3 separate regions of the Homo sapiens genome follow, and regions 2 and 3 are each linked to region 1. A link is a loop called in an ENCODE intact Hi-C map of the cell type or tissue named here. Cell type or tissue: mammary epithelial cell. All regions are shown on one strand.

Evidence for each region. Hi-C counts contacts between places; a loop is a spot of excess contacts. Peaks named below come from ENCODE experiments on the same cell type or tissue, not always from the same donor. Only the 100,000 strongest peaks of a DNase experiment are listed, where the experiment ranks them.
Region 2: a loop joins it to region 1, with 24 times the contacts of the local background. A loop is called at or near these places in 20 of 110 quality-filtered maps.
Region 3: it touches region 1 in a loop (5-fold over the local background); 5 of 110 quality-filtered maps call a loop at or near these places.

What each region holds. Positions count from the first base shown.
Region 1 is chr7:104,918,089-104,926,088 of GRCh38, reverse strand. LHFPL3-AS2 (LHFPL3 antisense RNA 2) reads left to right here. Exons shown (of 4, transcript NR_027374.1): 2 at 5,664-5,704. Among named protein-coding and RNA genes, the nearest start is that of LHFPL3-AS2, 4.6 kb to the left of the region's middle. In mammary epithelial cell, CTCF peaks have their summits at 3,035 (motif pointing left) and 7,302 (motif pointing right); a DNase peak (open chromatin) is centred at 3,018; H3K27ac peaks cover 280 bases.
Region 2 is chr7:105,425,751-105,433,750 of GRCh38, reverse strand. No RefSeq gene overlaps it. Among named protein-coding and RNA genes, the nearest start is that of SRPK2, 41 kb to the right of the region's middle. In mammary epithelial cell, CTCF peaks have their summits at 3,258 and 3,845 (motif pointing right); no DNase peak of the experiment used is centred here.
Region 3 is chr7:105,059,397-105,067,396 of GRCh38, reverse strand. It overlaps KMT2E (lysine methyltransferase 2E (inactive)), which reads right to left. Exons shown (of 27, transcript NM_182931.3): 4 at 5,119-5,233; 5 at 3,817-4,046; 6 at 590-670. Among named protein-coding and RNA genes, the nearest start is that of KMT2E, 49 kb to the right of the region's middle. In mammary epithelial cell, no CTCF peak of the experiment used is centred here; no DNase peak of the experiment used is centred here.

The sequences.
Region 1 (8,000 bases):
CACTGCACCTGGCCTATTTCTTATTTAACAAGGTGGAATTGTTATTGGTGGCAGCGCCTTTGTGGCAGGAAGATGTTAAGGCTATGTCCCCTACATCAGAGTAGGCTGGGTTCTCCCATCTCTCTGGGATTCCTCTCTCCTCCCAGACCATCTAAAGCCAGCTTGGTCTTCAGGCTGATTCAAGAAGTACTTTCTCAGTATCTCCCAGCACATTCCACACTCCAACCCAGTTTATCCCTCTCTTCTCAATAGCCTATAACCCCCACGTAAACAAATACCCACACGTATTATGTATATTAGAAATGGGCTGGGCACGGTGGCTCACGCCTGTAATCCCAGCACTTTGGGAGGCCGAGGTGAGGGGATCACGAGGTCAGGAGTTTCAGACCAGCCTGGCCAACATGGTGAAACCCTGTCTCTACTAAAAATACAAAAATTAGCTGGGCATGATGGCCTGTAATCCCAGCTACTCGGGAGGCTGAGGCTGGATAATTGCTTGAACCCGGGAGTCAGAGGTTGCAGTGAGCCGAGATCAAGCCATTGCACTCCAGCTCTAGGTGACAGGGCAAGACTCCATCTCAGAAAAAAAAAAAGAAAAAGAAATGGAGTACTTTTCCTATATCAGGCACTCTGTGTGTGTGTGCATACTTCTATATATAAAACTTCATTTGGTCCTTACAGCAACTCTGTGAGGCATACCTCATACCTTATTAGCCCAATTTTACAGATGGGGAAATTGAGGCACAGATAGGTAAGTGATTATACCTCAATCCACAAAGCTAGTAAACAGTAAATCTGAGATTAAGATCTGCATATTTGAAGCCAATTCACCTTGCTGTTATTTAGTCATTTACTTCCTTGCAACTTCACTTACAGCGTAAGATATTCCTCTTTCTTTCTTTTTTTTTGTAATTGAAACAGGGTCTCACTCTGTTGCCCAGGCTGGAGTGCAGTGGCAAGATCATAGCTCACTGCAGCCTTGAACTTCTGGGTTCAAGTGATCCTCTTGCCCCAGCCTCCTAAGTAGCTGGGACTACAGGCACCCACCACAATGCCAGCACAATTTTTTAACTTTTTGTACAGATGAGGTCTCACTGTGTTGTGCAGGATGGTCTCAAACTCATGACCTCAAGTGATCCTCCTGCATTGGCCTCCAAAAGCATTGGGATTACAGGCATAAGCCACTATGCTTGGCCAGTATTTTGGTTTTCATATTATGTTAAAAAGTCTATAAATTCCTTTAAGACAGAGATGATTTCTTAGACTATTTTTCTTTTTCTTTTCTTTTTTTTTTTGAGACTGAGTTTCACTCTTGTTGCCCAGGCTGGAGTGCAATGGCACAATCTTGGCTCACTGCAACCTCCGCCTCCCAGGTTCAAGCCATTCTCCTGCCTCAGCCTCCCAAGTAGCTAGGATTACAGGCGTGTGCCACCATGCCCGGCTAATTTTTGTATTTTTAGTAGAGACAGGGTTTCACCATGTAGGTCAGGCTGGTCTCGAACTCCTGACCTCAGGTGATCCACCTGCCTCGGCCCCCCAACGTGCTGGGATTACAGGCATGAGCCACAGTGCCCAGCCCTTCTTAGACTATTTTTCATTCCTCATAGAACCTAGGACAATATCTGGGACATAATGGGAACCCAATAAATAGTTGTCTATGAATTGTTGACCGATTATATGTAGATGGGAAGCAGCTAAAATATGTTCACGGTGTTTGTTTAATAATGTAACTATTTTCTTATACTATAAGCAGATTTTTTGGTTTATCATTTCTGCATAACAGGATTTAAACATACATGATATGTTACTATTAATGCTACACTCTTTCTAATGTGTCTATAGAAAGAATAAAAGTATAAGTGAAGTTGGTTGTACAATTATTATTATCACCAGAGCAAGTTGTGCTTGCTCTGAGGCAATTCCTCACTCCGGTTTTAAAATGTTGAGAAGGGTCTGGGCGTGGTGGCTCACGCCTGTAATCATAGCACTTTAGGAGGCCGAGGCGATGGATCACCTGAGGTCAGGAGTTTGAGACCACCCTGGCCAACACGGTGAAACCACGTCTCTACTAAAAATACAAAAACTAGCTGGGTGTGGTGTCGGGTGCCTGTAATCCCAGATACTCGGGAGGCTGAGGCAGGAGAATCGCTTGAATCCAAGGCGAGGAGGTTGCATTTAGCTGAGATTGTGCCACTTGACTCCAGCCTGGGCGAAAGAGTGAGACTCCGTCTCAAAAATAAAATAAAATAAAATATAAATATAAATAAAATTAAAAAATTAAATGTTGAGAAGGAAGAAGAGGAATATTCCCTGTTCTAACTTCTTTCCTTTGATCCTCAGTCTTGAGAATAAATTTATCATCCCCATTCTTATGAGGAAACTGAGGCTCAGAGAGTCCATGCTATTCACCCAGGGAGTGGTGGAATCAGGATTTAAAGGCAGTGTGCTTGTCTCCAAAGCCCCAACTCTTTCTACTAACAGATAATCATGATTTTAAATTCAATACTCTGTTAGTTATCCATTACTATGTAACAAATGACCCCTAAAGGTATCGGTTTATTGATAACATTAAATGTAAACATTAAACAATAAACATTTATTCTGAGGGTCAGGGAATCTGGGACCAGCTTAGCTGGGTAGCTCTGAGGCAGTCTTTCATGAAGTTGCAGCCAGGCTGTTCACTGGGGTTGTGGTCATCTCAAGGATTGACCGGGGCTGGAAAATCTGTGTATAAACTCACTCAAATGGTTGTTGGCAGGCCTCAGTTCTTTGCTGGCTGTTGGCTAGGGTGTCAGTTCCTTGCTTTCCAGGCCTTTCCATGGGCTGCCTGCCTGTCCTCACAACATGGCGACTGGCTTCCCTTGTGAGTGATGAGAGAGCCCATGATGGAAGTCATGGTATCTTAAAACCAAATATTGGAAGTAATACACCATTTTCTGCCTTATGCTGTTGGTCACACAGACCGACTTTGACAGAGTGTGGGAGGAGATTACACAAGGGTGTGAATACCCAGAGGTAAAGATCGCTGGGGCCACCTTGTGGAAGTTGGCTACCACAAGTACTTGGGCCAATTTTAGGGTCAATTGGATAAGGTCCAAATGGTGGCAACTAACAGTGCCAAGTGCACTGGCCATTTTGCAGGTACTTTTGGGCTTATTCTTTGGCGGCATATGAAGCCCACTGATGTCTCCCCTGGGCTGTGAATGTACTTGGTACTGTTGGGCCTAATAGAATATTTCTATAAAGTCTACTCTGAAGCTGCAGCCCTGAGTATAGAAGGAGCAGAGAATCCAATGCCTCTATATTTATTTTTCTTCTAAGAACTTGTACATATTTATAAGGAGACCTGGAACTTGAACTTCCAGCTTCTGTAATTGTAGATAAGGCAATGTGACCTATGGCAGGAAGAGCAGGTTGGGGATCAAGGACTTCGACACTGGAGTCAGAATCTCTACTCTGCCATTTACTAAGTGTGTGACTTTGGAAAGTTATTTCACTTCTCTGAGCTTTCATTTCCTTTACTGTAAAATAGTAATAGCATACAGTTTCTTTTGGGGGTGAGGATTAACTGAGATAAAGCACAATGTGGCAAACTGTGTTTTCCAAAGTTGGCTACACCAATATGTAGCTACATATCACATCCTACATGCTCTTTCTACGCTGTGTCATGAGAGGTGGGGTGTATGTCTCCTTCCTTTCTAAGGAATTTAGACAGATCTTTGTAACCGCACCAAGTGATGGAACATGGCCAAAGGGATGCTGAATGATTTCCAGAGTGAGGTCATAAAAGGCAATACTTTTTTCTCTGGTTCTGTCTTGGAATACTTTTTTTCCTCCCTTTTTTCCCCCTGTTTTGAGACAGAGTTTTGCTCTGTTCCCCGGGCTGAAGTGCAGTGGTGAAATCAGGGCTCACTGTAGCCTCAACCTCCTGGCCTCAAGCAATCTCTCCCACCTCAGCCTCCTGAGTTTCTGGGACTACAGGTGTGTGCCACCACACCTGGATAATTTTTAAATTTTTTGTAGAGACAGTGTCTCACTATGTTGCCCAGACTGGTCTCAAACTCCTGGGCTCAAGTGATTCTCCTGCCTTGACCTTCCAAAGCGCTGGGATTACAGACATGTGCTACTGCACGCTGCTGATGCTTGCCTTTTGATCCCAGCTGCCATGTTGTGAGGAAGCCCAGGCCACATAGTGAGGCCAGGTGTGGGTGATGCTGCTGGCCCTTAGTCAACAGCCAGTATGAACTGTTAGGCATGTACATGAAGAAGCCATCAGCCTATTCCAGCCTCCAGCCTTCAAGTTTTTTGGTTGAAGTTCCAGACATTCTGGAGGAGATTAGCCATCTCCACTGTGCTCTGTTTGAATTCCTGGCCCACAGAAAATGTGACAGATAGTAAGACTGTTGTTTTACAGCACAGTGTTTGGAAGTGACTTGTTATGTAGCAATAAATAAGTAATAAATTTGGGTTATACATTTTTAAAAAATGTATGCCTCACTGTAAGATATTTTCAAAACACTGGGCCAAAACTTTGTTTTTTCACAAGATGACTGTTTCCTAGAAGGGTTTTGGGGAAGGGACATTTTGATTTTGTTTTTCCCTGGCTGCTTTTACACATAAGATTACTTACTCTGAGTATAACGTATGTAAGAACAGACTTTTCATTCTCTATCTGCGGAGCTGTCTCATGGATTTCCAGTCCATTGCTGGGGGTTGAGCCACAGCTGTTTCTGGATTTGGCTTATCTTTTGGTTCATTGGTTCATTTGAGTTGTTTTTCAGCATTAATCAGTAGGCATCGAAGTTGTTCACATTCATTTCTTGCTCTGCACACAAATGTAATTAGGATCATGTCCACTTTTTTGACATTTTCCTTCTTTTAAAAGTGTAACCTTGATTACCAGACCAAGGCAGCTATAGGGGAAAATTAGAGCTCAGGTTGGAGTCAAAGGGCAATTGTTGCACCAGTCCTCCCAGCTTTCTAGGATCCCAGAGTGTTGCATCTTCTTCCTTCCTCTAAAGGTGCCTGCCTATGTGTGTTGGTATGTGTGTGTGGTGGGGTGGGGGAGGGAAGATGGGGGAGCTCGGAAGGTCTCCTTTGAGTTCCTGGTGCATCCTGGCCACTATCCTTGTCCTCTGGATGTGGTCCTGGGCTGCCCAGCAAGCATATGGATGTAATGAGGGTAAAGGAAGTGGGAAAGAGGAGCATGTGGCCAGGGCTCTGGCCTGCCTGTACTTTTAAAAGAAAATTGTGATAAAATACACATAACATGAAATTTACCATTTTAATTATTTTCAAGTGTACAATTTACATTCACATTGTTGTTGTGGAGGTTTTTTTCTTTTTTGTACAATACATCATGACCCTCAACACATTGTTATCACTGCTATATTCATAGCTAGAGTTTTTCATTATTCCAAAGTGAAAGCCTGTGTCTGTTAAACGTGAACTCCCCTTTCCTCCGTTCCTGTAGCCTCTGGTCACTTCTATTCTACTTTTTGTCTCTATGAATTGACTATTCTAGGTACTTCATATAAGTGGAATCATACAATATGTGTCCTTTTGTGTCTAATTTATTCACTTAGTATAATGTTTCCAAGGTTCATCCACTTGTGGCATGTATTAGAATTTCATTCTTTTTAAGACTGAATTTTGTTCATTAGGATGGCCTAAGGAAAACAAGAAGACTGAATGATATTCCCTGGTATGTATATTTCTCATTCTGTTTATCCATTCCTCCATCAGTAGACATTTGGGTTGTTTCTACCTTTTGGCTATCATAATACTGTTATGAACATTGGCATATATTTATCTGTTTGAGTTCAATTCCTTTATACCCAGAAATGCAACTGCTGGATCATATGGTGATTCTAGCATCCAGAGTCCTGATCTTGGTCTTTACTGTGTCTAAGGATCTATTTTCCGGTGGAATGAGACCCGGAGCTTCCCTGCTATCTCAGCATCCCACGGGGCTATGCAAATTAGGCTCACTGTGCTCTGGTTGTGTTTTATTGAACATTTACTTTGTGCTAGCCTCTGTGCTAAGTATAGTGTCTCTTAAATTACTCTATGAGTAGGTTTGATTATTATCCATATTTTGCAGATTAGAAAACTGAGGCATGGAGATGTTACATAACTGACCTAAGGGCACACAGATTGCAGGTGCTGAGCTAGGATTTGGACCCAGAGAGCATCATGCTAGTTCCCATGCATTTAACCTTTATGCAATTCTGCCTTTCCAAACAGATTGGCCATTAAATTCAACATCCAGGATTGTATTTGTTTATCTAGGAGAAATGAACTGCTTTAATTATGGTAAAAATCAAAGATGTAAATAAAAAAGCTAATGTAAGAAGCCCACTAGTCTCTGTGGTTTAATAGGATACTAGTGGGACATCTCTTTCATATATATATGTATATATATATGTGTGTGTGTGTGTGTGTGTGTGTGTGTATATATATATATATTTGTTGTTTGTTTATTTTTGAGACAGGTTCTCACTCTGTCATCCAAGCTAGAGTGCAGTGGGGTAAAACACGGCTCACTGCAGCCTCGATCTCTTGGCTCAAGCTATCCTCCTGCCTCAGCCTCCTGTTTATCTGGGACCACAGGTGCGCACTATGCCTGGTTAATTTTTTAATTTTTATTTTGTAGAGATGAGGTCTCACTATATTGCCCAGCTGGTCTTGAACTCCTGGCTCAAGCAATCCTCCCACCTTGGCCTCCCAAAGTGCTGGGATTACAAGCGTGAGCCACCATGCTTGGGCTCTCTTTAATATTTATGATAAAAAATTTTTTCTTAGTCTGTAAGGTATATGAGGGAACTTTGTTGTGTATAGGAGGTAGTCTTCTCTCTATATTTGCAAATGTAAATGCTCTATTTAAGATGTGGCACTCGCTGGGCACGGTGGCTCACGCCTGTAATCCCAGCACTTTGGGAAGCTGAGGCGGGCAGACCACGAGCTCAGGAGTTTGAGACAAGCCTGGCCAACATAGTGAAACCCTGTCTCGACTAAAAATTTAAAAATTTAGCCTGGCATGGTGGCGGACGCCTGTAATCCCAGCTACTCGGGAGGCTGAGGTAGGAGAATCGCTTGAACCCAGGAGGTGGAGGTTGCAGTGAGCCGAGATCGCGCCACTGAACTCCAGCCTGGCAACAGAGCGAGACTCCATCTCAAAAAAAAAAAAAAAAAAAAAAAAGAAAAGAAAAAATAGATGTGGCACTACATTGCCCTTAAGGATAACCCTGTGGATCTATATAAATTTAGCATGTTGAAACTGTCAATGAAATGTATCACTAGATGGCAGTACAAACCAAGTTTTAAAAACAACTGATTTTTAAATCTGCAAGATAAGTTAACCTGTAGGAAAGCAGCTGCATCGTTTTTGACATGATCAGGGCAACTGTATTTAATTCAGAATTGATTTTAATCACCTAGAAGAGAATTCACAATCTTTGTTAAGGCAGAAGGCCTGACAAGTGTAAAGGCTTTTACAAGGAAAGCTGCTCCTAAAATGTAAAAAATTATTGCTTTGGAGGAAGCCAAAGTTTCAAGTAAATGTTTTGACTTGAGAAACTTTGCATCAGCAAGATAGCGTCACATCTACACACTTACTTTTTGAATTCTTTCAGTTTTCCAGCCTGGTTTGGCTAAGAATCAACCTTTACTCCATAATTACAAATGTAACAGCCAATTTTGTCCTCAGGTGAAGTTCCATTCAGTTAATGCCAGAGAAAAATCCAGTGCTTAAATAATGTGGGAAGTTAGGATTGACACACAGTTTGGTTTGACATCTGAGGCCCTGAACTTATTGACTTGTGGTGGGATAACGAAACAGATCTCACCTGTCAGAAGAGGAGTCCCAACTTTTTCTTTGAGAGAGGAGTAGCCGGTAGTACGGGGTGAGGTAAACGCATTTACTTACCTTGGTTCACGAGGGTTTGGCTCTCATCTGATGAATTTTAATGTTCTAACTTGTTTCCTGACTAGGTGAGAGA
Region 2 (8,000 bases), 510 kb before region 1:
CCTGAGCCACTGCACCCAGGTAATTTTTGTATTTTTTGTAGAGACGGGATTTGGCCATGTTGGCCAGGCTGGTCTCGAATTCCTGGCCTCAAGTGATCTGCCCGCCTTGGTCTGCCAAAGTGCTGGGATTGCAGGCATGAGCCACCATGCCTGGCCGAATTTTTTTAAATTATAATTAATTGTATCATGAATATATAATATTAAATCTTGATAAATGCTATAAAGAAAATTAAACAGTAAGGGAATGAATGGGGTGGAGAGGAAGAGTTGCCTTTTTAGATAACTTTCTCAGGAAGATGGCGTCTGAGCTGAGATCTAAATTAAGAGTAAGCCATGAAGAGCAAATGGAAAGGTCCTGAGGCAGAAACATTCATGGCCTGCAGTAGCAAAGAGAAAATGTAACCTTAGACAGAACTATAAATACAGCATATAAATATGATGTCTTGACAAGTAAGATAATATTTTAACTAGCAAAAATGTGGAGGAGGCAAAAATAATAAAGACAGGCCAGGTGCAGTGGCTCACGCCTGTAATCCCAACACTTCAGGAGGCAGAGGTAGGTAGATTGCTTGAGCCCAAGAATTCGAGACCAACCTGGAAACATAGTGAGACCCCATCTCTACAACAGATAAAAAATAAGCCAAGCATGGTGGCACATTCCTGTAGTCCCAGCTACTCCAGAGTTTGAGATGGGAGGATGGCTTGAGCCCAGGTGGTTGAGGCTGCAGTGAGCTGCAATCATGCCACTGCACTCCAGCCTGGGTAACAGTATAAGACCCTGTCTAGAAAGGACAAGACAAGACAAGACAAGAATAAATGCATTAACTTAGCCGGGCGCAGTGGCTCATGCCTGTAATTCCAGCACTTTGGGAGGCCGAGGTGGGTGGATCACCTGAGGTCAGGAATTTGAGACCAGCCTGCCCAAGATGGTGAGATCCCATCTCTACTAAAAATACAAAAAATTAGCCAGGCATGGTGGTGGGCGCCTGTAATCCCAGGTACTCGGGAGGTTGAGGCAGGAGAATCACTTGAACCCAGGAGGGAGATATTGCAGTGTGCTGAGATGGCGCCACTGCACTCCAGCCTGAGCGACAAGAGCGAAACTCCATCTCAAAAATAAAAAAAAAAAAAAGAAAAAAAAAAGAAAAGAAATAGATGATATCATATAATATTTAAAGGCAAAAAAAAGACAACCATTAGAAGTAAAATAGGAGCCAACTAGAATCACTGGGAGGTCTATGGAAAGAATTAAGGGGATATATTACAAGTGTAATAAATCGTTTATCTTATATGGCAGTGAGTGAAAAATACAGTCCAAAGTTGATAAATTAATTGAGGGCTGTGTAGGCCCCAACCTGTCCGTGGTTTGGGGTTGCTCTCTGCCTCATAAAGCAAAGGGGAGCATTTGTCTTTTGGGAAGACAAAGTTGTTTTCTCTGAAAAAGCCTCCTGCATGGTTGCCTTTGGCGTGTACCAAGTATAGGACGGCCTCAACTGAAAACCTAGGCTCATCAGGGATTGAGGCCTCATGAGTCTGGGTTTTCAGTTGAGGTCTAGAGAGAAGACAGGGATTATAACTATAAAATCCTGAGTGGGATGTACTTATGCCCAAACTCAGCCTGGGCTTCATCACTGTCATACAAGTGGATTCTTTAATAATAATAATTTGTAAAAAATACAGTGCCCAAACTTGATAAATTAGCATACAAAAGTAATGCCAAGAAAGGATAATATTTACTATTACGATGATTATGAATTAAAACCAGAAACTATGAATGGTGATTGATTCTGGATGTGGACTGGTAATGTGTGGGGGGAGGAGAGACTTTCATTTTTCATTTCTGCACCTCAGTGTGACTTGAGTTCTTTCTACCCCCGCCCTTTTTTTCTTAACCTTGCATGGATAACTGTAATTTAAAAATAGCTCTAAAATAATATAGAACTTGGCCTGGCACGGTGGCTCATGCCTGTAATCCTAGCACTTTGAGAGGCCGAGGCGGTTGGACCACTTGCGGTCAGGAGTTCAAGACCAGCCTAGCCAACTTGATGAAACCTTGTCTCTACTCAAAATACAAAAATTAGCTGGGCATGGTGGCGCACACCTGTAGTCCCAGCTACTCAGGAGGCTGAGGCAGGAGAATCACTTGAAGCCAGGAGGCGGAGGTTGCAGTAAGCTGAGATTGCACCACTGCACTCCAGCCTGGGTGACAGAGCGAGATTCTGTCTCAAAAAATAAAAATAAGGCCGGGTGCGGTGGCTCACGCCTGTAATCCCAGAACTTTGGGAGGCCAAGACAGGCGGATCACAAGGTCAGGAGATCAAAACCATCCTGGCTAACACGGTGAAACCCCGTCTCTACTAAAAATACAAAAAATTAGCCGGGTGTGGTGGCGGGCACCTGTAGTCCCAGCTACTTGGGAGGCTGAGGCGAGAGAATGGCGTGAACCTGGGAGGCGGAGCTTTCAGTGAGCCGAGATCATGCCACTGCACTCCAGCCTGGGCAACAGAGCAAGACTCCATCTCAAAAAATAAATAAATAAATAAAAATATATATATACACACATAACTTATTTTTTTCCCAAAACAATTAAAGTACCCTACAAAAATACAAACCATAATAATAGTAGTAATAATTAGACTAATTCAGGAAAGAGGGAAACTCATTTGTCTTCATCAGTTTGGGCTGCTATAACAATACCATAGACTGGGTGGCTTAAACAACAGAATTTTATACCTCACAGTCCAGAGAACGTTCAAAATCCGAGTGCCAGCACGGTCCCGTCCTGGTAAAGGCCCTCCTTCTGGTTTGGAGATGGCTATCTCTTTGTTTGTTTGTTTTTTTGTTTAGTTTAGTTTTGTTTGTTTTTGAGACAGAGTGTCACTCTGTCGCCCAGGCTGGAGTGCAGTGGCACGATCTTGGCTCACTGCAACCTCCACTCCCCGGGTTGGAGTGATTCTCCTGCCTCAGCCTCCAGAGTAGCTGGAATTACAGGCGCACGCCACCACGCCCGACTAATTTTTGTATTTTTAATACAGACAGGGTTTCTCCATGTTGGCCAGGCTGGTCTCGAACTCCTGGCCTCAGTTGATCCACCCGCCTCAGCCACCCAAAGTGCTGGGACTACAGACGTGAGCCACTGTGCCTGGCCCAGGTGGCCATCTTCTTACTGTGTGCTCAGATGGCAGAGAGAGAGAAAGCAAGCTCTCTCATGGCTCTTCTTATAAGGGCACTAGCCCCATCATGTGGGCTGCATCCTCATGACCTAATTACCTCCCAAAGGCCCCATCTCCAAACACCATTACATTGGGGATTGGGATTGCAACATATGAATTTGGGAGGACACAAGCATTCAGTCCATAGCACACTGTAGGAAGTCTGAAGCTGGGGGTAACAGTATTTTAAAACTATTTAATATGTAACTAATTTTTTTCACGGTTTAGCCATTAAAAGATTAATGATCTGCCGAATACTTCTTGAAAGTCTGTTAACTCCAACAGGAAATTCCCTCTTTGGAGATAATTATCCCCTGGAGATGGCTGAGGGAATGAGCCAAATAATTCCAGCCAAAAGCCCTTGATCAACACAGTATGTCAGTTTCATGTGCAGTCTGATCTGCTTTTCCAAATTTAATTTAGATAGTGAGTACCTGAATATAGAGACTTTGTTGTGATAGATATATATCTATTTGTGAAAATGAAGATGGTATCCAAGCTTTGAAACAAATGCTGTCTACATTTATCACTTGGCAACATGTTGTGTTGGTCAATAAATCCTAAAAGATGACAGCTCTTGCACTGAAAACATTAAAAATCTTCTGTTTGCATTTATGACATGTCACTCAGCCAGCAGAGGGAGACATGGCTGTATACCTTTTAGCAGTTATTGTTTCATCAACTAGCAATAAGAAAGATATAGGGCCAGGCGCGGTGGCTTACACCTGTAATCCCAGCACTGTGTGAGGCCAAGGCAGGAGGATTGCTTGAGCCCAGAAGTTCAACACCAGCCTGGGCAACATAGTGAGACATCATCTCTATTTCTCAAAAAACAAACAAACAAACAAATATATATATATATATGGTCTACCTCAGCATCAAATAGATCTTAGTGATTACACAGACCAAGTTCTACATTTTTCAGATGAGCGAAATGAAACCCAGAACAGTAAAGTGATTGGGCTAGAGTGAACAGCTGTCTCCTGTCTGACTCCTATGTCAGTGCTCTTTCCTCTCTACGTAAGTTCTAACTGCACTCTCAGCATTTTGAAAATGTGGTTGGGGGCTGGACGCGGTGGCTCACGCCTGTAATCCCAGCACTTTGTGAGGCCAAGGAAGGCAGATCATGAGGTGAGGAGTTCGAGACCAGCCTGACCAACATGGTGAAACCCCGTCTCTACTAAAAATACAAAAATTAGTTGGGCATAGTGGAACATGCCTGTAATTCCAGCTACTCAGGAGGCTGAGGCAGGGGAATCGCTTGAATCCAGGAAGCAGAGGTTGCAGTGAGCTGAGATCATGCCACTGCACTCCAGCCTGGGTGACAGAGTGAGACTCCGTCTAAAAAAAAAAAAAAAGAAGAAGAAAATGTGGTGGGAGAGAGTATTATTGATTGTCACAATGATTGGTCAGCACTACTGTCATTTTAATGGGTGGAAATCAAATGTATAAGACATCTGCAGGCAGGGCATGGTGGCTCACACTTGTAATACCAGCACTTTGGGAGGCTGAGGTGGGAGAATTGCTTGAGCCCAGAAGTTGAAGACCAGCCTGGACAACATAGGGAGACCTCATCTCTACAAATAAAAATAAATATAAAAACTTAGTTGGGCGTGGTGGCATGTACACCTGTAGTCCTAGCTACTCAGAAAGCTGAGTGAGGAGGATCACTTGAGTCTGGGAGGCCAAGGTTACAGGGAACTGTGATCACACTGTAGCACTACAGCCTGGGTGACAGAGCGAGACCATGATTCAAAAAAAAAAAAAAATCTGTAATACAGGGACCTTTGGCAGATTGTTAACATATTCTGATTTTTCCAAGAATACAATTATATATATGAAAGGAGGATTTGACTTTATGATGTCTTGAACTTTACCAAGGGTTTTCTACCATTGCAGACAATCATAACATCTATATCACTACCATGTGGGATAATTGACTCATTACTATACAACACACCTGTATTACTCTGTGCTTGTAGCTGGCACATTTACTATGATGCTATGTGAAGACGCAAGTATCTGATTATTTCATTAAGCCTTCTTGCATAGTCATATCTTGATATGTACATATTGAAATGCTTATTTCCTTTTTTAAAGATTAAAAAAATTTAATTGATACATAATTGTACAAACTTACGGGGGTACATGTGATATTTCAATATATGCATATGTTTAGAGGTCAAATTGAGGTAACTGGGATATCCATCACCTTCAACATTGATCATATTGCTGTGTTGGAAACATTCAAATTTCTCTCTTGTGGCTATTTAAAAATATACGGCCGGGCGTGGTGGCTCATGCCTATAATCCCAGCACTTTGGGAGGCTGAGACAGGTGGATCACAAAGTCAGGAGTTCAAGACCAGCCTGACCAACATGGTGAAACCCCGTCTCTACTCAAAATACAAAAATTAGCTGGGCGTGGTGGTGCACACCCATAATCCCAGCTACTCAAGAGGCTGAGGCAGGAGAATCGCTTGAGCCCGGGAGGCAGAGGTTGCACCTGGGCAACAGAGTGAGACTCTGTCTCAAAAATAAATAAATAAATAAATAATATATATACACAAAAACAATGTTGTTAACTATAGTCACCCAGCTGTGCTATAGGATGCTAGAGTTTATTCCTCCTTTTCTTTTTTTTGAGATGGAGTCTCACTCTGTTGCCCAGGCTGGGAGTGCAATGGGGTGATCTCAGCTCACTGCAACCTCCACCTCCTGAGTTCAAGCAATTCTCCTGCCTCAGCCTCCTGAGTAGCTGGAAATACAGGTGTGCACCACCACACTGAGCTAATTTTTGTATTTTTTAGTAGAGATGGGTTTTTGCCATGTTGGCCAGGCTGGTCTTGAACTCCTGATCTCAGGTGATCCACCCACCTTGGCCTCCCAAAGTACTAGGAATACAGGTGTGAGCCACCGCACCTGGCCTATTCCCCCCTTCTAACTGTAATTTTGCATCCATTAACCATTCTCTTCCTATTCCCCCTTCCCTTACTCTTCCAAGCCTCTGGTAACTACTATATTTCCTTTATTTCTGTTTTATGATATAGGCATACCTAATTTTATTGCACTTTGCTTTATTGTACTTTGCAGACATTATATGACTTATTTTGTTTTGCTTTTTAGGGATGGGGTCTCACTATGTTCCTCAGGCAGCAGACATATTGTATTTTTTGCAAATTGAAGGTTTGTGGCAACCGTACATTAAGGAAGTTGATCAGTGCCATTTTTCCAACAGCATGTGCTCACTTCATGTCTCTATGTCACATTTTGGTAATTCTCATAATATGTTAAGCTTTTCAGTATTATTATAACTGCATGGTAATCTGTTACCAGTGATCTTTCATGTTACTATTGTAATTGTTTTGAGGCACAATGAACTGCACCACATAAGCCATTGAACTTAATCAATAAACGTTGTATGTGGTCTGACTGTTCCACCAACTGGCCATTCCCCCATCTCTCTTTCTCTACTTGGACTTTCCTATTCCCTGAGACACAAAGATATTGAAATTAGGCCAGTCAATAACACCACAGTGGCCCCTAAGTGTTCAAGTGGAAAGAGTTACATGCCTCTCACTTTAAATCAAAAGCTAGAAATGATTAATCTTAGTGAGAAAGGCATGTTGAAAGCTGAGATAGGCCAAAAGCTAGGCCCCTTCCTTGCATTACGCAGCCAAATTGTGAATGCAAAGGAAAAGTTTTTGAAAGAAGTTAAAATTGCTACTCCAGTAAGCACATGAATCATAAAGCAAAACAGCCTTATTGCTGAAATGGAGAAAGCCTGAGTGGTCCAAACAGAAGACCAAACCAGCCACAATGTTCTCATAAGCCAAAACCTAATCCAGAGCAAGGCCAATACTTTTTTTTTTTTTCAATAATTTAAATTAGAGACAGGGTTTTACTATGTTGCTCAGGCTGGTCTCAAACTCCTGGGCTCAAGAGATCTGCCCACATCAGTGCCCCAAAGTGTTGGGATTACAGGCACGAGCCACCACACGCAGCCACTCTCTCCAACTCTATGAAGACTGTGAGAGGTAAGGAAGCTAGAAAAGTTTGAAGCTGGCAGAGGATGGTTCATGAGGTTTAAGGAAAGAAGGCATCTATCTACATAGTGAAAATACAAGGTGAAACAAGTACAAGCTGCAGCAAGTTATCCAGAAGACCTAATGAAGATCATTGATGAAGATGACTACATTTTTTTTTTCGAAATGGAATCTCACACTGTCACCTGGGCTGGAGTGCAGTGGCGTGATCTCAGCTCACTGCAACCTCTGCCTCCCGGGTTCAAGTGATTCTCCTGCCTCAGCCTCCTGAGTAGCTGGGATTACAGGTCCACCACCACACTCAGATAATTTTTTGTATTTTTAGTACAGACGGGGTTTCACCATGTTGGCCAGGCTGGTCTCGAACTCCTGACCTCATGATTCACCCACCTTGGCCTCCCAAAGTGCTGGGATTACAGGCGTGAGCCACTGCACCCGGCTGAAGATGACTACATTAAGCAGACTTTCAATGTAGACAAACAGCTTTCTTTTGGAAGAAGATGCCATCTAGGACTTTCCTAGCTAGAGAGGAGAAATCAGTGCCTGGCTTCAAGGCGTCAAAGGGCAGGCTGACTTTCTCAATAGGGCCTAACGCAGCTGGTGACCTTAAGTTGAAGCCAATGCTCATTCACCATTCTGAAAATCCTAGGGCTTTTAATCCTAAGCATTATGCTAAATCTGATCTGCGTGTGCTCTATAAGTAGAACAACAAAGCCTGGATGACAGCACATCTGTTTACAGCA
Region 3 (8,000 bases), 140 kb before region 1:
AAAAAAAATTACAAACAAGAAGAATGATAGATCTACTAAATTCTTTAACTAAGGGAGTATTCATCTAGTAACTCTTTAATATAGCGCATTCCAGTTAAAAAAGATGCCATCAGGTAGAAGATGCACTATTATTTTATGCATCATTAATAAAGTAAAAACCCTATAAACTATGACACACTATTGATAGATATTTTCCTGATTTTAGAGTTGTCAGAATACAAAAATAATAGTAAGAATACACATAAAAATGGAAAAGCGTATGTTAGAATCGATGAAACACAGTGATCCATTAATTCTCCTTTTTTCTTTTTCTTTTTTTTTTTTTTTTTTAAAAAAAAAAGAGACTGGGTTTTGCTCTGTCACCCAGGCTGGAGTGCAGTGGCACAATCAAAGCTCACTGCAGCCTCAAACTCCTGTGCTCAAGCAATCTTCCTGCCTCAGCCTCCCAAGTAGTTGGCACTACAGGCATGAGCCACCATGCCCGGCTGTGATTCATTAATTTTTTAACTCGAATTCATAAAGGAATTTCTGTTAACTAGTATTACCTCAGTAAAATTACTGGCAATGTTATCAGATATGTGCAACTTACCTAGGCTGACAACGTTCACATAGATATGTATCAGGAATATGCTGCCTATCAATCCCCATGCAGTCAATATGTTGCCAAACGCTTAAAAAAAAAAAAGCAGAACATATGTAATATTATTTAAGTCATCCTTAAATTAAGATTTGATATTCCATTTAACTATCATTTAATAAGCACCTACTTTGAGCTTAGTACTCCTAAAAGGTACTCTGAGAAATTCATAGAAACGTGTCTTCAAGGCGATAAAATTTTGAGATGCAAAAGCAAGAGGATAAATATAGGATACATAAATTTTTAAAGCAGATACAATTTTAAAATATAAAATGTATAATTTATTCTACAAATATTATTAGAAATCACAATGTAGAGACGGCCACACTATTTGTAATTAATGAGAAAAGCACCTTGGAGAATAATGAACTTGACTCGAACCTCGTTTGGGAAATAGTAAGCTATCAGTGTAGCAACATTTATCAAATATCATTTATCAGATATGAAGAGAAAGTGGCCACAAGGCGCTCAACATATATGAAGAGAAATATTCATTTTGAGAAATAGAAGGAGGTTAAAATTGGATTAATGAAGTACAGTCAGATTACTTAGGACTTGGAATGTGCAGACATGTGTAAATTTCCTCTGTCAACAGGTAACAATTTTTTACAGGTGCTTTGGTGGCATGTAGTATTAATTCAAAGAAGAAACTGCAAGCAGAAAGACCAACTAAAGAGGCATTTCCAACATTCCACACTTGAGTTAAAGGAGGGCAGAACCAGAATTAACGCCAGAGAAAAATAAGTTAAAGAATGTAAGAGGCATTCTATGAGGACAGAGATTAAACCTAATTACTTTTAATAGAATACATGGACCAGTTTGAGGCAAATTTCTCAATTTGTTACTATTGTATTTTATTGCCAAGACTAATTTGTCTGAAGTTGATATATATGCCTGACTCCAAAAAGTCTTAGTTATTCCTTACATAAGAATAAACTACTTCTAATATATAACTACAGTAGCTTCCCCCTTATCCATGGTTTGCTTTTCGTGGTTTCATTTACCTGTGTTCAACCACAGTCTGAAAATATTAAGATATTTTCAGGAAGAGGGAGAGAGGGGGGCAGAAGGAAAGAGAGAGGAGACAAAGACCACATTTACTTCTATTACAGTATGCTGTTACAATTGTTGTTAAGCTCTTACTGCATCTACTTTATAAATTAAACTTTATCATAGGTATTTATGTATAGGAAAAAACAAAGTACTGTAGGGTTCAGTACTCTCTGCAGTTTCAGGCATCTACTGGGCGTCTTGGAACATATACCCCAGGGAAAGGAGGGACTACTGTACCAAACTAACTGCTACTGTGTTGTTCTTTACTTTTCAACTGAGAATGTTGGGGCAAGAACTGACAGAATGTGAAATATATATCAAAGTGGAAAAAAGATGTGAAAAAGAAAAGTAGCACAAATGACAAGGGTTAGAATAACAAATTAAACTAAATTTGTGGGGCAAGTAATGATGTCATGCAGACAACAGAAGAAACAAAGCTAGAATATGAATAAATAATCAGAGCTGTGGATGTCAGACTTCAAAGAGATGAGTATAAGTAGTAGGAACATGTAAAAATAATGAGCCAACGTAAAGTTAGAATAGAGCCTTCCAGGAGACTACAGGCTGAGCAACAGAAAAACAGAGTAACAAATATTAGAGTCATAACAAAAAGTACTCTCTGAGAAGCAAATAACTTGAATAATCCAAAAACTGTGAACTGGTCCTTCAATAATTTGTAGATGGATATAAAAACTCCTAAGGACAATTTTACTATTCTCTAATAGAGATAACTGTATCTTATATATAGACCATCGCCGTTATATCAAAAGAAGAACACTGCTAAGATTATGTATTAAAATAAAAATTACATACCAAAGTATGTAATTTATCACATTAGACAAAATCAGCCAAGAGAAAGCTTTTCTATATGACTGGCTACAATATGATTTGACATTTTCTACTATGAGGAAAGCAAAGTGTCACTGTATTTTTAGTTTTTTAATTTACCTCCTAAATAAATTTACTGAAGTCATTATTCATGGTAGAATGTATTACAGGTTATGAAAGTTTATTTTTACATTTGGAAAGGTACTACAATATGTTTTTATTATTAAGATAAACTCAGTGTTAATATTACAACTTTCCATAAAAATATCAAATTTTACATTCCACTTAATATTTGAATTTCTCATTTTTTGGCAAGAGTAAACAAACTTTTTGAAACATAATGCTAACTGCATGTTTGTATCAATAATATTCAACTCCTAATCACCTAATCTAATAGATGGGGATAATATTACAAGTAATTCAAAGTAATACTTGGCTTTAGGGTCCATTTTTATACTTACATTCAAATATGGGTATATGCCATACTGCATCACATCAAATAATTAAGCAACACCATAATGACCAGACCCAGGAAATTCTGTAAAGCTCCCCAACTTTCTTGCTCTCTACAATGCACTGCGTAAGTACTCTGCGCTTCCCACCCTATGCAGGGGATAAACTCAGTAACTTTCAGGCTGAAATCCTACTGTTCCCTCTTCATCCTCCCCAAATCCTTCCCCCCAGTCAAAAAAAAAAAAAAAAAAAAAAAAAAAACCAAGAAAAAAAAATGATACAAAACCCCACTTTCTGTCCCAATCACACCTTCTCTAGGGGAGGAGGCCTTTCTTGGTGGCTGAACCAGGGTTGGGGGAGGGGAGACTGTGGTTCTGGTTCAAGGAGACTCCAGAGTGCTGCAAGGTTCAAGTCAAAAGGAGGTGAGAGAGTCAGGTCAAACAAACATCAATGAAAATGTTTAATTTCCGCAAACTGGAAAATCACAGTTGACTAAGCACAAATTATTCCAAAGGAAATACAAAAGACTAAATTCTCTCATTTCTATCTTGTCTACTGCTATGTTTATGTACTTGTACTACTATTGAACTAAGTGAACAGAAAAATGTGATCCTACATGAAAAAAAGTTCAGAACTGACTGTCTATTACTCAGTTAACAACAGGGATTTCTAGTAAACTCTTTTTTCACATAGGAGGCTTTTTCTAGGACTGCATCAATAGTAGAAGTCCCACTTAAAATATGTATCCATTAATTCCCTTGAAAGTGACTTTAGTTATCTTTTCCAACATTACCAAAGGTTATCAGCATTCAAGAAAAATAAAATAATGGTGTAAAATATTTTACCTGCATTTGTCACAACAGATCATGTATCCATCATCATGTGTAAAACCACATATGCACCTGGTTACATCAGTACCATAACTTCCATCCTCAGATGTGCTGATTGTAGTAGCACTGGAAGTTTCATCAAAATTAGGAGTGGTAAATATGCCTACTTCATTTTTGCTAATAAGGACTGATGGAGGAGGGGAAGCCGGAGGTGTCGGAGGAGGACGAGCACCATAATTATGGTCCTGAATAATTAAACACAAATATAGCACAATATTATTTAATTTCAACAATGATATAAACCAAGCAACTTAAATAAAATTCAACCCTTAATTTCAATACTCAAGAGATATGAGACTGGCTCATTCCTTCCTTAATACCATTAAAAAAATGACTTGGTGAAGCCAGTTATTAAACCACAGCAGTAAGTGAATATATCTATCTACAAAGTGGGAGTGGTCACATTCACATCCAAATTTCATTCCCTCCCTACCAAATCATATCTTCACGTTCCTATGGTCACATACATAGCTCCACCTCCAAGATGAAAGAAGGTATTAAGATGTGAGAATAGAAGTGTTAAAAAAAAAAAAAAGAAAAAGAAAAACACACATCTCAGAAATATGGAGCCTAAAGAATAATAAAACAAGACATATTTATCACTATAAAACATATAATATAGTTTTTTAAATTTAGTAATTTTTATTCTGGTCCAAGTAGTAAGTATCTCATAATTCTACCTCCATAGTATCATAAATGTGTTGTTATGTAATTACGTTTGAATCTAAATGCTGCCTCTTACTAGATATGCAATATTTAATAAGTTAGATAGGCTTTTATTTTCTCACCTATGAAATAAAAGATGAAAACTACATCTCATGAAGTTGTTTTTAATGATTAAATAATATATGTCTGACACATAACAAGGGCTCAATAAATGGTAACTATAAAATTTACTATATAAATTACTATATAATTCAAAAACTAAAAATCAAAAAATTAAAACAAAATTAATTACTATATAATTCAAAATTAATAGTAGGTAGTACAATACAACCTTATCTGCATTCTTTTAGGAAGTAAAGAAATATAATATCAAACTATTAACAGCATAAATTGCAAAATAATAAGAGAAACAGTTCACTTTTATAGAACTTTAATCGCTTAATGGTTAATGAAAAATTAAACGCCTAATTATTTTGATAGTATGAAACAACCATGCTTTTCAAACATGCCGTTTCAAGCACAGTATCACATGCATCTACTTTCAATCTCTAAATTTAAAAATGTTTTTTCAAAGAAGTGTTTAACACTTACCGCATAGGGCAAACCAATGTAACTGTGTGAATGATGTGAGCTGCTGGTATATAACTGGTGGGGATAACTGTTGGATTTCTCAACTACCACAGGGCTAGCTTCTACGGATTCTGGTCTGGGGGGAAAAAGTTGCATCAAAGAGAATTCCATTCTTTTTTTTTCCTCTTAATCAATTTAATTAAAATGATAAAGTACTTACAGCAAAATAATGGCTATACAAATACAGTATCTACTTACAGCAGGTGGATACACTATAGATAAGATATATCCCATCTAGATTATGTGTCATAAGCAAACTTCTGTTTAAGTAAAATAAATGTCCCAATCCAATTTCAAATATAGTTTCCCTCTCTCTCATTAAAAAAAATTACTAGAGTCCAATTATTATTTAATAAACCCTACGGCACTGAGAAAACTAGCAAAGGGGTGCAAAGAAGTAGTAGAAATAATTTAAGCAAGACTAAAACACACAGAATCTATATGGACCTCAAATGGAACTGAAGTATGCATTTCAGTGTTCAAAAATATATGCATGTGTTGAGTGTGACCAGATATTAATATAATAAAGCCTTGGAAATGTCAGTAAACTTAAGTAATAGGAAGTTTCAAAATAAACCAGGATTTATACCTGAAAAAAAACATAAACAGCTATCTGTAAGATGAGCAATTCTGGTCTTAGATGATGGAGACTGATCAACTACTGATACAATTTGCCCACTGTTGTTGACTTACAAGCTCCCTGGCCTAGCATTTTACATACATCACTTTCCCAACTTCTTTACTCTTACCAATCCTCCTGAGCTCTACTTGGTTAATTCCTATTGATCAACAAGGTTGTGAACCTACATCTGAGGTCAGTTCACACTAAAATTAATCTCTCCCTTGCAAATACTCAATAACATGATTTGTTTCTGTGCCTTTATTTTACAAAACTATAACATCACTTGAAAAATTTTTCATGACAATCTTTATCCTACCTCCTATTAAAACTTTACATTAGAACTTAGTACTATTTGCACTATTATTTAGTTTAAGGATATTTAGTGGTTATATTCTGATTAGTCATGAGACTAGCAGCATAAAAAACATTTTTTACAGTCAACTGCTTCTTAATATACTGTCATCCCTTCACGAAGTCTCAATTTAGCTCTCAGTGGCTGCTGTTGTAAGCGCTGTGTGCCAGAATCAGCAAAAAGAGGAGATACAAACTGAGGTTATCTAATGGTTCTAAAGGAGATTGTGAAGAGTCTCCATTATGTTCTGAATATAGTCATGCTTTGCTTAACATTGGAGATACATTCTGAGAAATACATCATTAGGTGATTTCACCGTTGTGTGAACATGATAGAGTGTACTTTACACAAACCTAGATGGTATAGCCTACTATACACCTAGGCTAAATGGCATAACTATTGCTCCTAGGCTACAAATCTATACAGCATGTTATGCGCTGAATATCGTAGGTAACACAATGCACTGAATATTGTAGGTAACACAATGCTAAGTATTCTGTATCTAAACACATCTAAACATAGAAAATAAGGGCTGGGTGTGGTGGCTCATGCCTATGATCTCAACACTTTGGGAGTCTGAGACAGGAGGGTCACTTGAAGCCTGGAGTTCAGGAGTAGCTTGGGTAAGATAGCAAGACTTTCTCTACAGACATTAAAAATAAAAAAAAAAAACTAGCCAAGCGTGTTGGCACACGTCTGTAGTCCTAGCTACTTGGGAGGTTGAGGTGGGAGAGCTGTTTGGGCCTAGAAGTTTGAGGTTACAGTGAGCTATGATCATGTCACTGCACTCTAGCCTGGGCAACAGAATGAGACTCTGTCTCTAAAAAGAGAAAAAAACATGTACAGTAAAAAAACAATAAAAAAGATAAAAAATGGTACACGTGTAGACGGCACCTCCAATATAATCTTATGGGACCACCATTGTATTATGTGGTCTGGTGTTGACTGAAACGTTGTTATGTGTGCATGACTGTACTTTGAAAACCAATATTCACCTGTAATCCCAGCACTTTGGGAGGCAGAGGCGGGTGGATCACAAGGTCAGGAGTTCAAGACCAGCCTGGCCAAGATGGTGAAAACCCATCTCTACTAAAAATACAATAAGTAGGCAGGGGTGATGGCAGGCACCTGTAATCCCAGCTACTTGGGGGCTGAGGCAGGAGAATCACTTGAACCCAGGTGGCAGAGGTTGCAGTGAGCCGAGACTGCGCTACTGCACTCCAGCCTGGGCGACAGAGTTAAGACTCTGTCTCCAAAAAAAAAAAAAAAAAAAAAAAAAAAAAAAAACAACAACAAGAAAATCAATATTCAGCTAATGTCTATGCTGTTACATTAAGAATTATTCATTATTTTAAAAGAAATGTTTCTTAATTTCAAAATTAATACATGCTGATTGTAGAAAATCTAAATATAGCAGTAATAAGAAAATGTAAGACTATGTCTCCACCCAACTCCCAAACATTCTCATGTTAATATTGCCATGTATCTTTCTCTAAACTTTTCTATGCATCATTATATCTACACAATTTTTGCTTTTTAAAATCCGAAAATATATGTATTCATGATTTACTTTTTCCATCTTTAAATGTCAACATATATACTTTATTCTTGGTAATAATTGCTTATTTCATTATATGAATATAAATTTATTTAACAATTTCCCCTACGGGTAAATATTGACATTATTTCTATTTGTCACTATTAAAAGTACTACTGCAAATGTACATCCATTTATCTTTTCTGCATAAATGGTAGTATTTCTATAACATGAGTTCCTGTAGCTACTATTGCTGAACAAAAGGGTAAATGTACATAAAACTGATACTACCAAACTGCCTTTGATTACAACAGTGACACTTTTTAAATTCT